Regions from separate parts of the Homo sapiens genome. Here all the other regions are linked to region 1. The links are chromatin loops, found by intact Hi-C in ENCODE. Cell type or tissue: PC-9. All regions are shown on one strand. Region 1 overlaps STARD9 (StAR related lipid transfer domain containing 9). Region 2 overlaps EPB42 (erythrocyte membrane protein band 4.2). Region 3 overlaps TGM7 (transglutaminase 7).

Evidence for each region. Peaks named below come from ENCODE experiments on the same cell type or tissue, not always from the same donor. Only the 100,000 strongest peaks of a DNase experiment are listed, where the experiment ranks them.
Region 2: a loop joins it to region 1, with 13 times the contacts of the local background. A loop is called at or near these places in 17 of 110 quality-filtered maps.
Region 3: a loop joins it to region 1, with 8 times the contacts of the local background. A loop is called at or near these places in 16 of 110 quality-filtered maps.

Annotation. Positions count from the first base shown.
Region 1 is chr15:42,702,573-42,707,572 of GRCh38, forward strand. The region is part of intron 26 of STARD9 (StAR related lipid transfer domain containing 9); the gene reads left to right. Among named protein-coding and RNA genes, the nearest start is that of CDAN1, 32 kb to the right of the region's middle. In PC-9, a CTCF peak has its summit at 2,029 (motif pointing right); a DNase peak (open chromatin) is centred at 4,689.
Region 2 is chr15:43,201,952-43,206,951 of GRCh38, forward strand. EPB42 (erythrocyte membrane protein band 4.2) reads right to left here. Exons shown (of 13, transcript NM_001114134.2): 10 at 4,379-4,678; 11 at 1,164-1,324; 12 at 1-26. Among named protein-coding and RNA genes, the nearest start is that of EPB42, 17 kb to the right of the region's middle. RefSeq lists a silencer at 2,340-2,634. In PC-9, a CTCF peak has its summit at 2,564 (motif pointing left); no DNase peak of the experiment used is centred here.
Region 3 is chr15:43,283,553-43,288,552 of GRCh38, forward strand. TGM7 (transglutaminase 7) reads right to left here. Exons shown (of 13, transcript NM_052955.3): 5 at 3,989-4,117; 6 at 3,728-3,905; 7 at 1,262-1,400. Among named protein-coding and RNA genes, the nearest start is that of TGM7, 16 kb to the right of the region's middle. In PC-9, a CTCF peak has its summit at 2,200 (motif pointing left); DNase peaks (open chromatin) are centred at 319 and 2,209; H3K27ac peaks cover 391 bases.

The DNA of each region.
Region 1 (5,000 bases):
GTTATAATATTAGAGTTTTCTAAATTTGTCTGTGTACTTAGTTTTACCAGTGAGTTTTATACCTTCAGATGTTTGCTTGTTACACATTAGCATCCTTTTCTTTCAGATTGAAGAAGTGCCTTTAGCAGTTGTTATATAAGACAGGTCTGGTGTTGATGAATTTCCCCAATTTTCATTTGTCTGGGAAAGTCTTTCCTCTCTTCTTCATGTCTGAAGGATAGTTTTACTGGATGAAGTATTCTTGGTTGATGTTTTTTTCCTTCAGCACTTTGACTGTCATCCCACTCCCTCCTAGCCTGTAAGGTTTTTGCCGAGAAGTCTGCTGCCAGACCTATTGGAGCTCCTTTACTTGTTATTTGCTTGTTTTCTTTTTTAAAAATTACAGTTTAATTTAAGTGTTTTGTAGAAATGGGAGTCTCACTATGTTGCCCAGGCTGGTCTTGAACTTCTGGCCTCAAGCAATCCTCCTACCATAGTCTCCTAAAGTGTTGGGATTACAAGCATAAGCCACCACACCTAGCCTATTTGCTTCTCTTCTCTTGCTGGTTTAATGACCTTTTCTTTGTCCTTGACCTTTGAGAATTTGATTATTATATGCCGTGGAGTAGTCTTATTTCATTAAATTTAATTGGGAACTTTTTACCTTTCCATACCTCAATATTTATATCTTTCTCTAGGTTTGGAAAGTTCCCTGTTATTATTGCTTTGAATAAACTTTCTACTCCCCTCCGTTCTCATTCTGCACTCCCTCTTGAATGCCAGTGACTCGTACATTTGTTTTTTTTGTTTTGTTTGTTTTTTTTTTTTTTAGATGGAGTCTTGCACTGTTCACCCAGGCTGGAGTGCAGTGGCACAATCCCTGCCCACTGCAGCCTCCGCCTCCAGGGTTCAAGCAATTCTCCTGCCTCAGCCTCCCAAGTAGCTGAGATTATAGGCGCCAGCCACCATGCCTGGCTGATTTTTTTTTTTTTTTTGTATTTTTAGTAGAGACAGGGTTTCACCATGTTGGTCACGCTGGTCTTGAACTCCTGACCTCATGATCCACCCACCTCGGCCTCCCAAAATACTAGGATTACAGGCGTGGGCCACCGCGCCTGGCCACATTTGTTCTTTTGACACTATCACACAGATTCTTTAAGCTTTCTTTTGTTCTTTTTCATTCTTTTTTTCTTTCCTCCTCTGTATTTTCAAATATCCTGTCTTTGAGCTCACAGATTTATTCTTCTGCTTTATAATTTCTGCTGTCAAGACAGCATTTTAATGCATTTTTGTTTGTTCAGTGTATTTCACCTCCAGGATTTCTGTTTGATTTTTAAAAGATTATTATTATTATTTACTTATTTATTTATTTTGAGATGGAGTTTCACTCTTGTTGCCCAGGCTGGAGTGCAGTGGCGTGATCTTGGCTCACGGCAACCTCCGCCTCCCGGGTTCAAGCGATTCTCCTGCCTCAGCCTCCCGAGTAGCTGGGATTACAGGCACCTGACACAGCGCCCGGCTAATTTTTTTTGTATTTTTAGTAGAGATGGGGTTTTACCATGTTGGTCAGGCTGGTCTCGAACTCCTGACCTCAGGTGATCTGCCTGCCTCGGCCTCCCAAAGTGCTGGGATTACAGGCATGAGCTACCACGCCTGGCCAAGATTATTTTAATCTCTTTGTAAAGTTTCTCTCATAGATTTCTGAATTATTTCTCTGTGTTTTCTTGAAGTTTATTGGGCTACCTCAAAACAACTATTTTGAATTCCCTGTCTTAGATTATACTTCTCAATCTCTTCAGGATGGATCACTGGCACCTTATTTAGTTGGTTTGGTGAGGTCATAGTTCCCTTAATGTTCTTGATGCTTTCCAATGTGTGTCAATATCTGGGCATTGAAGAAATTGATATATATTCCAATTTTTGCAATCTGGCCTTGTTTGTACCTGTCTTTCAGAGAGCCTTCCAGGAATTCAAAGGAGCCTGACTGTTGAGTTCCCTAAGCCTGTGGTCACTGTAGCCATCTTAGCGCTAGAGGGCACTGTAAGCCTATGTAGCTGGGACTCTGTTACAGACTCCAATGTCCCTGGCCCCGATGGACCTGAGTAAGACCCAGGGAGAGTTCCCCACCTCGTGTGGTAATGCTGGCCAGGGCCCTGAACCAGGTGCTGGTTTTGTTGTTGTGGGCTTGGTACTGGGTTCCAAGGAAAAGTTTCATGCATAATTCGGTCTCCTTCCCTAAAGTAGATGGTGTCTTTCTCTGTACCATGTTGCCTACAGTTGGAGGGAAAGGTGATGTGGGCAGTCCTGTGGCTGCCACAGCTGATGCTATGCAGGGCTACACCTGAAGCCTATGGCCTCTTGGACCAGGGTGGAAATGGGTCATGCCCAAGGCCCAGGCTGCTACCATGCTGAAATTTATTTGGGGCCCAGTGATGTGAGAATCCCATTCATCCTGATGGGGTGGGGAATTCCTTTCTGGTGCTTAGTGTGGGTCCACAATCTTTGTCCGTGGGCACAGGCCTGGAATTAGGCTGTGGGGTTTTTTCTGGTTCTGTGTATTACTGTGGCAGACTTAGTACTGGGCTCTAAGGCAAAGTCCCATGTCCACTAACCTCTCCTTCTGCCATGTGGGCGGTGTCTCTCATCACTACCTAGGGTTGGGGAAGGGTTGGTACAGATAATATGAGACTGTCCTTCCTATTATCTTTAATGCATCTTCTTCTCCTTGTAAAATCTAGTACTTTTATCTATCAACTGGTTTTCCTAGCTCTAGCGAAGATATTTTCTTTTGTGGATTGTTGTTCAAATTGATGTTTCTGTGGGGAACTATCACTGACGGGTCCTATTCTGCCATCTTGTTGTGCCTCTGTGTTACTGATCTGTTGTTTGTTTATTTTTTTGAGATGGAGTCTTGCTCTGTCACTCAGACTGGAGTGCTGTGGCGCCATCTTGACTCACTGCAACCTCCGCCTCCCAGGTTCAAGCGATTCTTCCTGGCTCAGCACTCCGAGTACCTGGGACTACAGGCATGCATCACCCTCCATGCCTGGCTAATTTTTCTTGTATTTTTAATAGAGATGGGGTTTTCAGTGTTGGCTAGGCTGGTCTCAAACTCTTGACCTCAGGTGATTTGCCCACCTCAGCTGAACAAAGTGCTGGGATTACAGGCATGAGCTACTGCACCCAGCCTGTTGTTTGTTTGTTTATTTTTTATTTTTTGAGATGGAGTCTCACTCTCTCACTCGGGCTGGAGTGCAGGGGCGTGATCTCAGCTTACTGCAACCTCCACCTCCTGGGTTCAAGCGATTCTCTTGTCTCAGCCTGCTGAGTAGCTGGGATTACAGGCGCCTGCCCCCACGCCTGGCTAATTTTTGTGTTTTTAGTAGAGATGGGGTTTCACCATGTTGGCCAGGCTTTTCTCAAACTCCTAACCTCGAGTGATCTGCCTACCTCAGCCTCCCAAAGTGCTGGGATTACAGGCGTGAGCCACCGCACCCGTCCTGTTGTTTATTTTTTATATGAAATTTAGGATCACCTTGTCTAGTTCAATTGCAAGAACTTGTTACTATTTTTAATAGGATCATGTGGATTGACTTAGGGAGAAACCACGTCTTATGCTATAGAACTTTCTAACCAAAAATGTACTAGGTTCAAGCTTTCTTTTTATGTTTTTAAAGTTTTCTTCATATGTCTCTCACATTTCTTGTCAGATTTATTTCTAAGTATTTTAAGTTTTTTGTTACTCTTGTAAATAGGTTTTTTCGTTCCTTTATATCTTCTGATTATTTTGTGTGTATTAAAGCTATAGATTTCTGTGAATTAATTTTGCATCTATTTTTTTGGTTGATTCTCTAGACCTGCACTACTAATTTAGTAGCTGCTAATACATGTACCTATCTTAATTTTTTTTTTTTTTTGAGACAGTGTCTTGCTCTGTTGCCCAGGCTGGAGTGCAGTGGCATGATCTCGGCTCACTGCAACCTTCGCCTCAATCTTTAAGCGATTCTCCTGCCTCAGCCTCCCGAAGAGCTGGGATTACAGGCGCCTGCCACCATGCCTGGCTAATTTTTGTATTTTTAGTAGAGATTGGGTTTCACCATGCTGGCCAGGCTCGTCTCGAACCCCTGACCTCAGGTGATCCACCCATCTCGGCCTCCCAAAATGCTGAGATTACAGGCGTGAGCCACCACACCTGGCTTTTTTATAGCTTTTGAGCTGAGATAGATATATTTTTGCAATACTAAGGAAATATCCAACTATTCCTACTTTATAGCATATTCTTATCCAGAATGGGTATTTCAGAGTCTTTGGAGATGATTTCATTCATTCATCCATCCATCTATCTATTTTGGGGCTAATATTGAACTATTCTTGCATTCCTGGAATAAATCCTATAATATATATTTATGATTCTGATATACTATTCTTTTAATGTGTTGGAGTCCAGTTATATTTTAGAATTTTGCATCCATATTTGAATTTTTCTGTGGTTTTTGCTTTCACAATATATTCCTTAGGTTTTGTTATTACTTTATACTCCTTTAATAGGAAAGAAAGGTGGTAGTTTTCTTTTTCAAGGTTTATGAATAGTTAAAAAAGTAATAAAAACTTTATACTTATTAAGTTGGCAAAATTTAGGAAGCCAGATGATGCCAGATTTTGGCAGGACTTTGAGGATATTGGAACCATTACAGGTTCCTATGACTCAGCAATGTTTGCATAGGTTATGAGAGAACATGTAAGGAATTGTTTATTAAGGCATTATTTGAAGTGGCAATGAGTTGGAGGACATTCGCAAATCCATCACTGAGAAGAGTGGATAGGTAAAATGTGGTAGTTGCACACATGAAATATTAATACTATGCAAGACTCGAAATCAGCAGATTAAACACCTAGGCAGAATACTGAGTGAAAAACTTTTTTTTTTTTTTTTTTTGAGACAGAGTCTTGCTGTGTCGCCAAGGCTGGAGTGCAGTGGCACGATCTCGGCTCACTCCAGCCTCCGACTCCTGGGCTCAAGA
Region 2 (5,000 bases), 500 kb after region 1:
TGATACTGCTCTGCTTTCTCTGGCATCTGTGGGAAGAGGCAATACCTGGTGTGGATGCCAAGGGCACAGCTGCAGTCACTCTCTCCTCCCATGCACCCCTGTACCCTCCTCAGTAAGTTTCCTCATCTCTGCCAAGCTGACTCAAACTTCACAGCTGATGTCTTCTACCGCTCTACCTGCTCTTCCTGCATTTATTCCCACCCTTGGTCCTTCACTGATGATTTCTGATGTCGCCTCTCCTCTATGCAGACCCCTTGGAGGGTTTCCCACTGTCTTGGGAATTCAGTTTACATTGTATTCAACGTTCTTCATGGTGTGTCCCCAAACCCCCTCTCCCACCTCACCTGTTCTTCCCATGACTAAGTGACATCCCAGCCCCGTCAGGGACTGTTCCATCCCCAGCACACGCCTCACGCTACCTTCCATTACACCTCTTTGCTGTCTTCTTCTGTCTTCAGTGGCCTTCCCCTACCTCTGTACTGAAAGGGTACCCATTTTTCAAGGCCCAGCATAGATGTCATCTCTTTCATAAGGTCATCCCCAAACCCACCAGCTGGAATTAATTCCCTTTGCTTCACTTATTCCATAGCAACTTTGTGCATCTATTAAAGCACTTATCTGGAAGACCAAATGTTGTGTCTCCCTAACTAAACTATAACCTGCTTGCGGGCAGGGATCAGATCTCATTCATTTTGGCCAGGGTAGACACATGGAAAGAGGGCTGGACCAAGAGCCATAAGCCTCTAGAACTTCCTGTTTTTATAATCTTGGGCATGTTGCTCTCTAGGGCTCACTTTTTTCATCTGAATAATGGGAACAGTTCTACCTCACAGGGCTTAGAAAGAAATAAAGGAGCTGAAAATCCTCTGGCATGTGTATGAGGTGCTAAATAAACATAGGCTATTATGATCCCTGTAGGTAGGAGGCAGTAACTGGGAAGGCCCCAATTTTAGAAACCTTTACTTAACTAAAGAAGTTGGAAGATTTAAACCTTAATAGGGCATGTAAGAAACTATGTCTTTCAAGGGAAGGAGCTCTTAAATGTAGCATTTTCTGGTAATCTTGCAGCACAGTCATCTGCTCTGAAGGGGCCTGGATTCCTTCTGAAATGGGGACCTGAGTGGTGGCAGACGAGGGCAACTCAGGGGAGGACTGGTGCCTACCTTGATGGCAAGGTGTGGTCTACAAATGGCAATGTCTTCCTGAGCAAAGCAGCTAAGGTTGGATTCAGAGTGTGTTGCCATGGCGGTGAGTCTAAGGAAGGTGTTCTCGGGTGGGTTTCGCTCAAAATTGGAGAAGAACAGGCCGATGGTTATTATCTTTTCTGAAACACATGACAGGTGGAGTCAGTGGCAACAGGTGTATGTACCCCAGAAACAGCCATAGTTACACACACAATACAAAGGACTCAGGGCCTCACTGAGGCCAGAAAGATGCACCATTTTCCCCAGCAATTGTACACTTGGAACTCACTCAAGACCTCACTCCTCACCCTCATCCCCATCACCAACCCCGACAATGCTCTTGGCAGACCACCTCAGTGGGGTTGGGAAAGGGTCCCCTGTGAACTGGAACAAGTTAAGCTCTTTCGGCCTCAGTGTCCTTGTCTAATAATGCCTACCTAGTGGGATGGTTTGTGTTGTTTGTAGGGTTTTTGTTTTGTTTTAGAGACAGGGTCTCGCTTTGTCACCTTACAGAAGAAATATCTACTCCTACTGTCACTACTGCTCAGGGGATGAGGTATCCCCCCTGCCTAAGTTGAATCCTCTGCTTTCTAAATCTGTGCCCCATCCTGACCCCATCACACTAGCTGTGTAACCCTGAGTAAATTAACGACCCTCTCTGTGTCTCATCTCCTCATCTGTAAAGTGGGGATAGCAATGGTTCTTGCCACAGAACGTGGTTGTGAGGGCTAACAAGATGATGCATATGATGCATATAAAGCACTTAACACCATTTTGGGCAAATAGTAAGTGCCTGATAAATGTGAGCTACAATTATTCTAGTTGTCTCATATCCCCAAGCATAGCACTATCAATTTTAACCCATCTCTCCTGAGGCTCCATTCTTTCCCTCTTGCCTGCTTATTTTCCTCAGCATAGAAGCAGGTTCAACTCTCTCCCTCTGCCCAGTGTCCCTGGCTGACTACTCCCCAGCCTCACCTTTTCCTGTCATGCCTCCAGGGAGGACTAGACAGTTTGTCTCACCTTCCCAACGCAATTGGCTTAACGCCCAGGAAGCTTCTCTGTAAGTCCACTCTCTTAATGGTGCTTTTCAGCCTTGACACCTCGTGCCCTTTCTGCTGACCTTGCTGGGTGCCCCCTTTCTTTGACTATTTGACCTCCCTTACTCTGCTTTTCCTCTGATCGCCCCCTAAATGCTGCTGCTGCTGCTGGGTTCCCTCCTCACCCTCTCATCTACTCACTGACCTCTCCCCACTGCCATGAGCTCATCTATGCCCTGACTCTTTGTTGGCCCCCCTGTGCTGGGATTTCCACGTCTGAGCTCCAGCCCAGAACTTTATCTTACCAAGGTCTCCTGCCACCTGCTGGCCAGCTCCACTTGCGTGTGTCACGGGCTTTCAGACACAATGTGCCACAACCAAATCCATCCTTTTTCTCCCCAAACTTGCTCCTCCCCATTTTTCCTATTCTAGTGACTCACCCAAACCAGAAGCACCCACCACACACATATACACATTCACACATTCACAAGCCCCATCTATCTCAACTCCTTAATATGTTTTAACTCTAAGTGCTGCTAGCTTAGTTTGGCCTTGATTTCTTGACTTGATGATTTACACAACCTTCTCATCTTCAATCCAGTGGTTCTCAAGACTGGATGCATGTTAGAATCAAGTGGGGAGCTTTACAAAACAATCCCAATGCCAGGCCACACCCCAAATCAGTTACATCAGACTCTGGCGATGAAGCCCAGACATCAGTATTTTTAAAAGTTCCCCAGATGATCGGAGTCTCTGAACCTACTCTGGCTCAGAAGGCTGCCCCCTCCGCCCCCCCCCCAAAAAAAAGTTCCCAAGATGACTCAATGTGCAGCTAAGGTTAAGAAGCACTCTTCTTATATGACCCCTTCCATTCCATTCTGCCAAAAGTTCTTTCTTGTTAAAATGAATTTCTGATTCCATTGACTACCCTGGTTGAAACCTTCCACCAGTTTTCCATTACCCAGAGAACAAAACTCAAACTCCTTAGCAAGAGAGACAAGACCCTGTGTCACCTGGGCCCTGTCCAGTTCTCACGCCACTCTCCCAACTCCACTCCTCCCATGCTTGGAAAGGGAAGAGTGATACAGAGACTGGAGGTGAGGTGACCGGTTAGAAGGCTGTTGCAATGCTGTAGACAAGCTCTCGTCAACTGATTCTCACACTTGTCTGCACATCGGAATTACTTCAGTTTTTAAAAATTCTGATGTGTTCCACCATGGAGTTTTTGTTTTTTTTCTTTTTGAGACGGAGTGTCACTGTGTCACCCAGGCTGGAGTGCAGTGGCATGATCTTGGCTCACTGCAACCTCTGCCTCCTGGGTTCAAGCGATTCTCCTGCCTCAGTCTCCCCAGTAGCTGGGATTACAGTTGTGTGCCACCAAGCCTGGCTAATTTTTGTATTTTTAGTAGAGTCGGGGTTTCACCATGTTGCCCAGGCTGATCTTGAACTCCTGACCTCAGGTGATCTGTCCACTTTGGCCTCCCAAAGTGCTGGGATTACAGGCATGAGCCACTGCGTCCAGCCCACCATAGAATCTGTCATTTAATTGGCCTGAGATGCAGGCTGAGCATCAAACTTCCCCCAGGTGATTCTAATGTGCAGCAAAATTTAAAAACAATTGTTCTGGTTCAGGGAATCTTAACTGTAGAATAACACAGGGTGTTAAAAAAAGAAAAAAACAATACCTGGACCCCATCTCAGACCAATTAAGAAAGAACCTCAGGGATGAGCAGGGCCCTTTGCACACGTTGCTCCTTCCGTCTGGAATGCCAAGACTTACTTTTCTGGCCATTACTCTCCTACTCATCCTTCCAGATTCCATGCAGTACAATTTATTTGGGGGCAGCTTATTCCAGCCTGGGGGGAGGTGCTCTCCTGCCACTGTACTCTGTTAAACTCAGCAAACACTTCTCACACTGCTACGAAGGGTCTGTTTACTTATCTGACTGCAGTTGGCATCGTGTTTTTTTCCTGCTTCAGGCCCAATAAATATGTGTTGAATGAATGAATGAGAGAGAACATGAGAGTGAGCAGCAGGGGCTCAAAGCCATCTCTAGAGACTGCAGGGGGTGCCCTGTGGCTGCTGCCTGCCCAAGGCAGGGGCCATGTGTGTGTGTGTGTCGGGGGGTGTCTGGTGGGGCCATAGAGCATTACCCAGGTTGGCACTGAGCGTGAGGTGCAGCTTCTTCCTCCAGAGCTTGGCAGCAAGGACACCGTTGTAGTGTACAGCCTGGACCCCAATTGCCAGCTGCACTGCCTTCTCCTGCTCACTGTGATTAACCAGCGTCACTGAGATCTGGGCATCCCCTCTCAGGGGTAGGGAGCTGGGTGCTTTCAAGAGCAGGTACAGAGGACTGGCAGTCTCGAGACTGGGAGGACGGATGCCGTTGTCTTTCTCACGTTCCATTTTCTCTTTCTCGACTCTCTCCAGCACCTCTTTTTCCTGAAGAGACCCTGGAGAAGGGAAGAAACAAAGCTGACCTTTTACCCGGGTGGTATAAATGCTTCTAATAAAACCCTGGGAATCAAAACCATTTACCCACTTCTGCTCAAATGCCAAAGTCACAAGAACTCAGCAAGCCTCTAAGGCCATATTTAGCCCAAAAATGTCTGTGTCAGGCAGCTCCACCACCGATACAGTGTGTCTCTTCCAAACCACTCAAGGACCAAGTTCTTTTTCAAGTGCTATGAATTCTCCCCTTGAATGATGAGAGAGCAAGGTTGGGGACAAGTCAACACTGTCTCTGAGGACAGTTTTGCAGGGAACTGAATTTTC
Region 3 (5,000 bases), 580 kb after region 1:
GGCTTTTAATGAAAACAGTCTTTATGTTATTTATCTATTTTTTAAAACCAGAGTGGCCCCCATTTTGGGCTTGTCTGATGTTTCCTCATGATTAGACTCAAGATATGCATTCAAAGACAGAACTGTGCCTAAGTTACATATCCTCAGATACACCACTGCTTCCTGAATCAGAGACAATTCAGACCTCTAGGAGTCTATCTGTGGATCCCAGGCTGAAAAGCCCTCCTTACTGGCATTGATCTCATTTCACCCTAGCAACCCTGTGAAGTAGATGTTATCTTCATTTTACAGACAAGGAAATTGAAGCTCAGAGACGGAGGGGGCTCCTAGGACAGCAGGTAGTTCTTACACAACTCAAGGAATCTTACCTGGAGGCTGGGTGCGGTGGCTCAGGCCTGTAATCCCAGCACTTTGGGAGGCCGAGGCGAGTGGATCATCTGAGGTCAAGAGTTCGAGACCAACATGGTGAAACCCCGTCTCTACTAAAAATACAAAAATTAGCCAGGTGTGGTGGTACGTGCCTGTAGTCCCATCTACTCGGGGGGCTGAGGCAGGAGAATTGCTTGAACCTGGGAGGTGGAGATTGCAGTGAGCTGAGTTCGCACCATTGCACTCCAGCCTGGGCAACAGAGCGAGACTCCATCTCAAAAACAAACAAACCAACACAGCGAGTCTTATCTGGAAACTGGCTGGAAAAAGAGAAACAGGAAACCAGATTTGCGGGTAGAGCTGAGAACAAAGGAACCAGGAAAAGAAGCCAGAGATACACAAATAAAGGGATGCACAGAGATACACACACACACACACGCATGCATATACATGCACAGACACATGCATGCAGACAGGGAGTGGGTTGGGCAGAGGAAGAAGTCAAGAGAGACAAGAAGAGGTCTACAGAAGCAGCCAGTCCAGGCTCTGTCTGACTTCTGGGAAAACTGGATGGTACAAACAGAAACTCAGAGAAGAAAGAGGAAGATGAATAAAGACTTTTGAGGTCAGTGTTCAGAAGACGCCCAGCTAGTCATTTGGTTGAGGCCCCAGAATGTTATCCCATTGTTTTCTACCTCTGAAATGAGTTAAATTTGATGACCTAATTAGCCAGAACAGCCTCCTGGGTTGGGGAATTCTTCTCTTCTCTGAGCATTAGCAGCAATGCTCAGGGCAATCTTGCAATATTTCCTCAAGAGCCAGAGAGAACCAGGTCAGTTTTTCTGCCCTCCCTGGGACAAAGCAGAGATCTGTTCAAGACAGTGCCTCTCACCATATTTTGTCTCGTTTCTGAGTTGACAGCATCTCGGCATTTCGGTCATAGTACGTATCGATGGTCAAGTTCCTATCCACGTTGTGCGCGGAACGGAAATTGGAAACAACACGGGTTGGAACACCTAAGCATCTCATTACTAAAGAGAAAAATATAGAGAATCGCTGAGTTCATTTCAGGCAGAATTATTGGTTTTCCATGCATAATTTGTAACTTTCAAGCTGGAGGAGAGAAAGCCAAGACGCTTACGGAACCACACCAGTAACTCCTTTATTCCCAGAGCCCCACACCCAGTCCCACAGCCCTGCTGCCCCATCAGTGATCAACATCCCACAAGGAGAAAGGAATCATTTGAGGGTCGCTTAAAACAACAGTTAACAATAATCCGACTTATCATTTAGGAGTCTTTCCACTCAGCAGCTTTCCAAGTTAAAGACAGAGGGCCAGGCGCGGTGGCTTACGCCTGTAATCCCAGCACTTTGGGAGGCTGAGGCGGATCACGAGGTCAGGGGTTTGAGACTCAGCCTGGCCAACATGGGGAAACCCCGTCTCTACTAAAAATACAAAAAAAAATTAGCTGGGTGTGGTGGTGCATGCCTGCAGTTCCAGCTACTAGGGAGGCTGAAAATTTAGTTCCGAAATGTTTTTTAACTTTTATTTTAGGTTTGAGGGTACACATGAAGGTTTGTTACGTGGGTAAACACGTGTCACGGGGGGTTGTTGTACAGATTATTTCATCACCCTCCTCCCACCCTAGCTCTGAAATTTGGGATCTGTAATTCTACTTAAAGACAAGAGGTAGGGGGAGGTATGAAAGAAATTCGAGGATGGATAGAGGGACAAGATAGACTTCTAGAGACAGTGGAAACCGTCAGCAGAGATAAGAGGAAATCACAGTCAGCAACCATCTTTAATAAGGCAGCAGCTCCCTCTTGTGGCTTCTCATGATACTGCTACAAAGGCTTTTAAAAGCTGAGTTATGATTTCACAAATCTAGTCACACAGTGTAAACATTACCCCCAACACATACACACAAACACACACACACACACACCCCTGCCTGCCCAGAGCCAGATGAAGTCAAGCCAAGAGCCAGCAAGAGCCAGGTGTGACCCTGAGGGGACGTGGGTACTGACATCAGCCAGCATGGTAAGTTCAGAGAGGTTTATCCCACTATCTCCCTCCTAGGAGGGGCAGACGGTGCCTACTGAGGCTGCCAGGAGGATTACACAGCTTCAAAAAGTAAAAGGAATATTGACAGCGACCAATCCTTTTGTTTTGGTTCACTGAAGAGCCCCCAAGAAGGCTTCCTGTCTGCAGTCACCTGTCCACTCACAGCACAGCTCCTGGGCTTGTCACAGATCCTTAGCAGGCGTGGGAGCTACACCTGGGCTGGAAGTGGCCATAGGAAGCTTGGCAGGGGCAGCTCCCCCAGTGCGCAGTGGCCCTGTAACTCGAGCGCCTGGGAGTGGGGAGAGGCTTGGAAATGGAGCAGGGTGGTGGACCTCGTCCTTCTCCTGCTCATCCCAGGCCTCCTCCATAACACCTACCTAGCACGGCCTGGGGACTTCCCAGCCCAAGGAACAACTGAGAATACTGAGTGCCAGGGTAGCCCTAGCCCCATTTCACACCTGGGCAAAGTGAGGTCACTGGATTCAAACACTCAGATTTAAACCTCCTCTGTGTCTGCAGCACCTGTATATAACTGCCAGCCTCTGCTGCCCCTCTCCAAAAAGTCTCTGCCCTTGTCTTTGGCACCTGTCTCTGTCCTCCCCATTCTCTGCTCCTCCTTTCTCCAACTCAGAGTCACCCTGTTAGTTCAGCAAATGTTCATCGAGCTCCATAATGTAGCAGGACAGGCCTGTCTAACAGATTCTGGCCTTGCAAGGGTGAGACAAGTACTCTCCATCTTTCTCTCATCTTCACAGATGGTCTGCTCAACAACTTTGCACTGAATTGTAAATAATTGATACTGCATAAAACATTGATGTTCTTTAAGGGTAGTCAGCAAGGTGGCAAGTCTATAATGATAACTGCTCAAGGATCTCTCAGTGAAGCATTTGGGGGCTGCTAGCTCTGCCTATGGGTGAGGTCAGCTATCTCACGCCATCTACTTCCACCTGCCCCCCCATGCCAGGCTCACCCTGAGCTGAGATGCCTGAGCAGGTGGCAGAAAGGAGCCATTTGGTTTCTGCTTCGGGACCACAAACTCCTCTATCCAGATGACAGTTTTAACAGTCTGACTGATCCATCAAGGATACTGTGAGATGATTGCCACAGGTCAATCCCCCTCTCACATAAATGCACAGGATCCCTCGAGACTGTATGGTGTGCTAGCTCAGGGCCTGGGTGCCCACCACCCCCAGCTGTGGGGCCATGGGCAAGCTACTGAACCTTTATGAGCCACAGTTAACTTCTCTGATAATGAAGTTAATCACACCCCTAAGTGAGTGATCTTTCGCTCACCGGTGCACATAACAGAGGCGAAGACCCAGCACTGTCCGTACTTCACAGGCTGCCCGCCCCTGGCTGACCACTGCTGTAGGATGGCCACACTGCCCTTCCACTCCAGAGGACTGACCCCTTTGGAGTAGTCCTCGCCCCAGTTCCCCTGCAGCACGCCATTGTCATCGTTGCTGTTGATCTGCAGAGGACAGACAGGTGGGTTTCCACAGCTCCCGGGGAAGCTCAGACTGTCCTCAGACGGCGGGAAGCATCCATCCTTACCATGGCACTCACCACCCTGCACACATACACCACGTCGTTCCGCTGGGAACAGTCTTTGGCCGGGTTCTTTAAGTGATACAGGCTCTTGTTCAGGATCTCAAAGCAGATGTCTATGATGTCCTCTTCAAACTTCCAAGTGATTTTAAGGGAGAAAAAAGAGAAGAGCAAATGTCTAGACTTCTGAAACTTTAAGTCACTAACAGACTTTTGGGGATGGCATGTATATGGGGATGTGGGGGCAGGGGGAGGGCGCTAAATATAAGACAAGTTCCTGCCTTTGAAGAGCTTATAAATCAAATTGGGAATGTATTAGGTTTGAAATTCTGAAACACTAAACTGCGTGGTTCTGATGAAAAATGGAAACAGAATTCGGAGAGTGAGAGACCCCCCTCGGCTGAACAGATGAGAGAAGGCTTTGGTGCCAATGGGCTTTGATGGACTGGGTGGGCAGGAAGAGGAGAGTGGGCATATTTACCTGAGGTCTTTGAGCATGGTGGGTATCAAGGACTTAGACTCCTATCTGGAGGACTTGAAGAAGCAGGGAAGGGATCAGAGCAGAAAAAGTCTAGAGATCAATGTAGGGCCACACGTGCCAGTCTTGAAATCAGGTAGAGGAGCTCAGAGCAGACGCTGCGGGCCCTGGAGGAGCCAGGGTGGGCTCATAATAGACGTGCACAATGTTTGTCACAATGCTTTGGCTGCCAAATGCACAGGTATTTGTCTCAGTTTCAAAGAGGGTCACAGGTCGCCACGGTTGGAGAATGGGGAAAACGTGCTCTCCCTCAGCAAGGCTTCCCCCACCTCTTCCCTTTTGGAGTTTGTGGACAGGACTGAGGTGGCAGTGGGAAGGAGAGAGAAACTACGCCTGCGGGGGTTGAGAGTGGAAACGTTGCCCAGAGCCAAGTTCCCCCTCTCTACGTTGACTGGATATTGGATGTTATTAAAGAATTACTATTCTTTTTTTTTTCCGTTACAATCATGTATTCTGATTAAGTTTTGCAGAAAGAGTCAT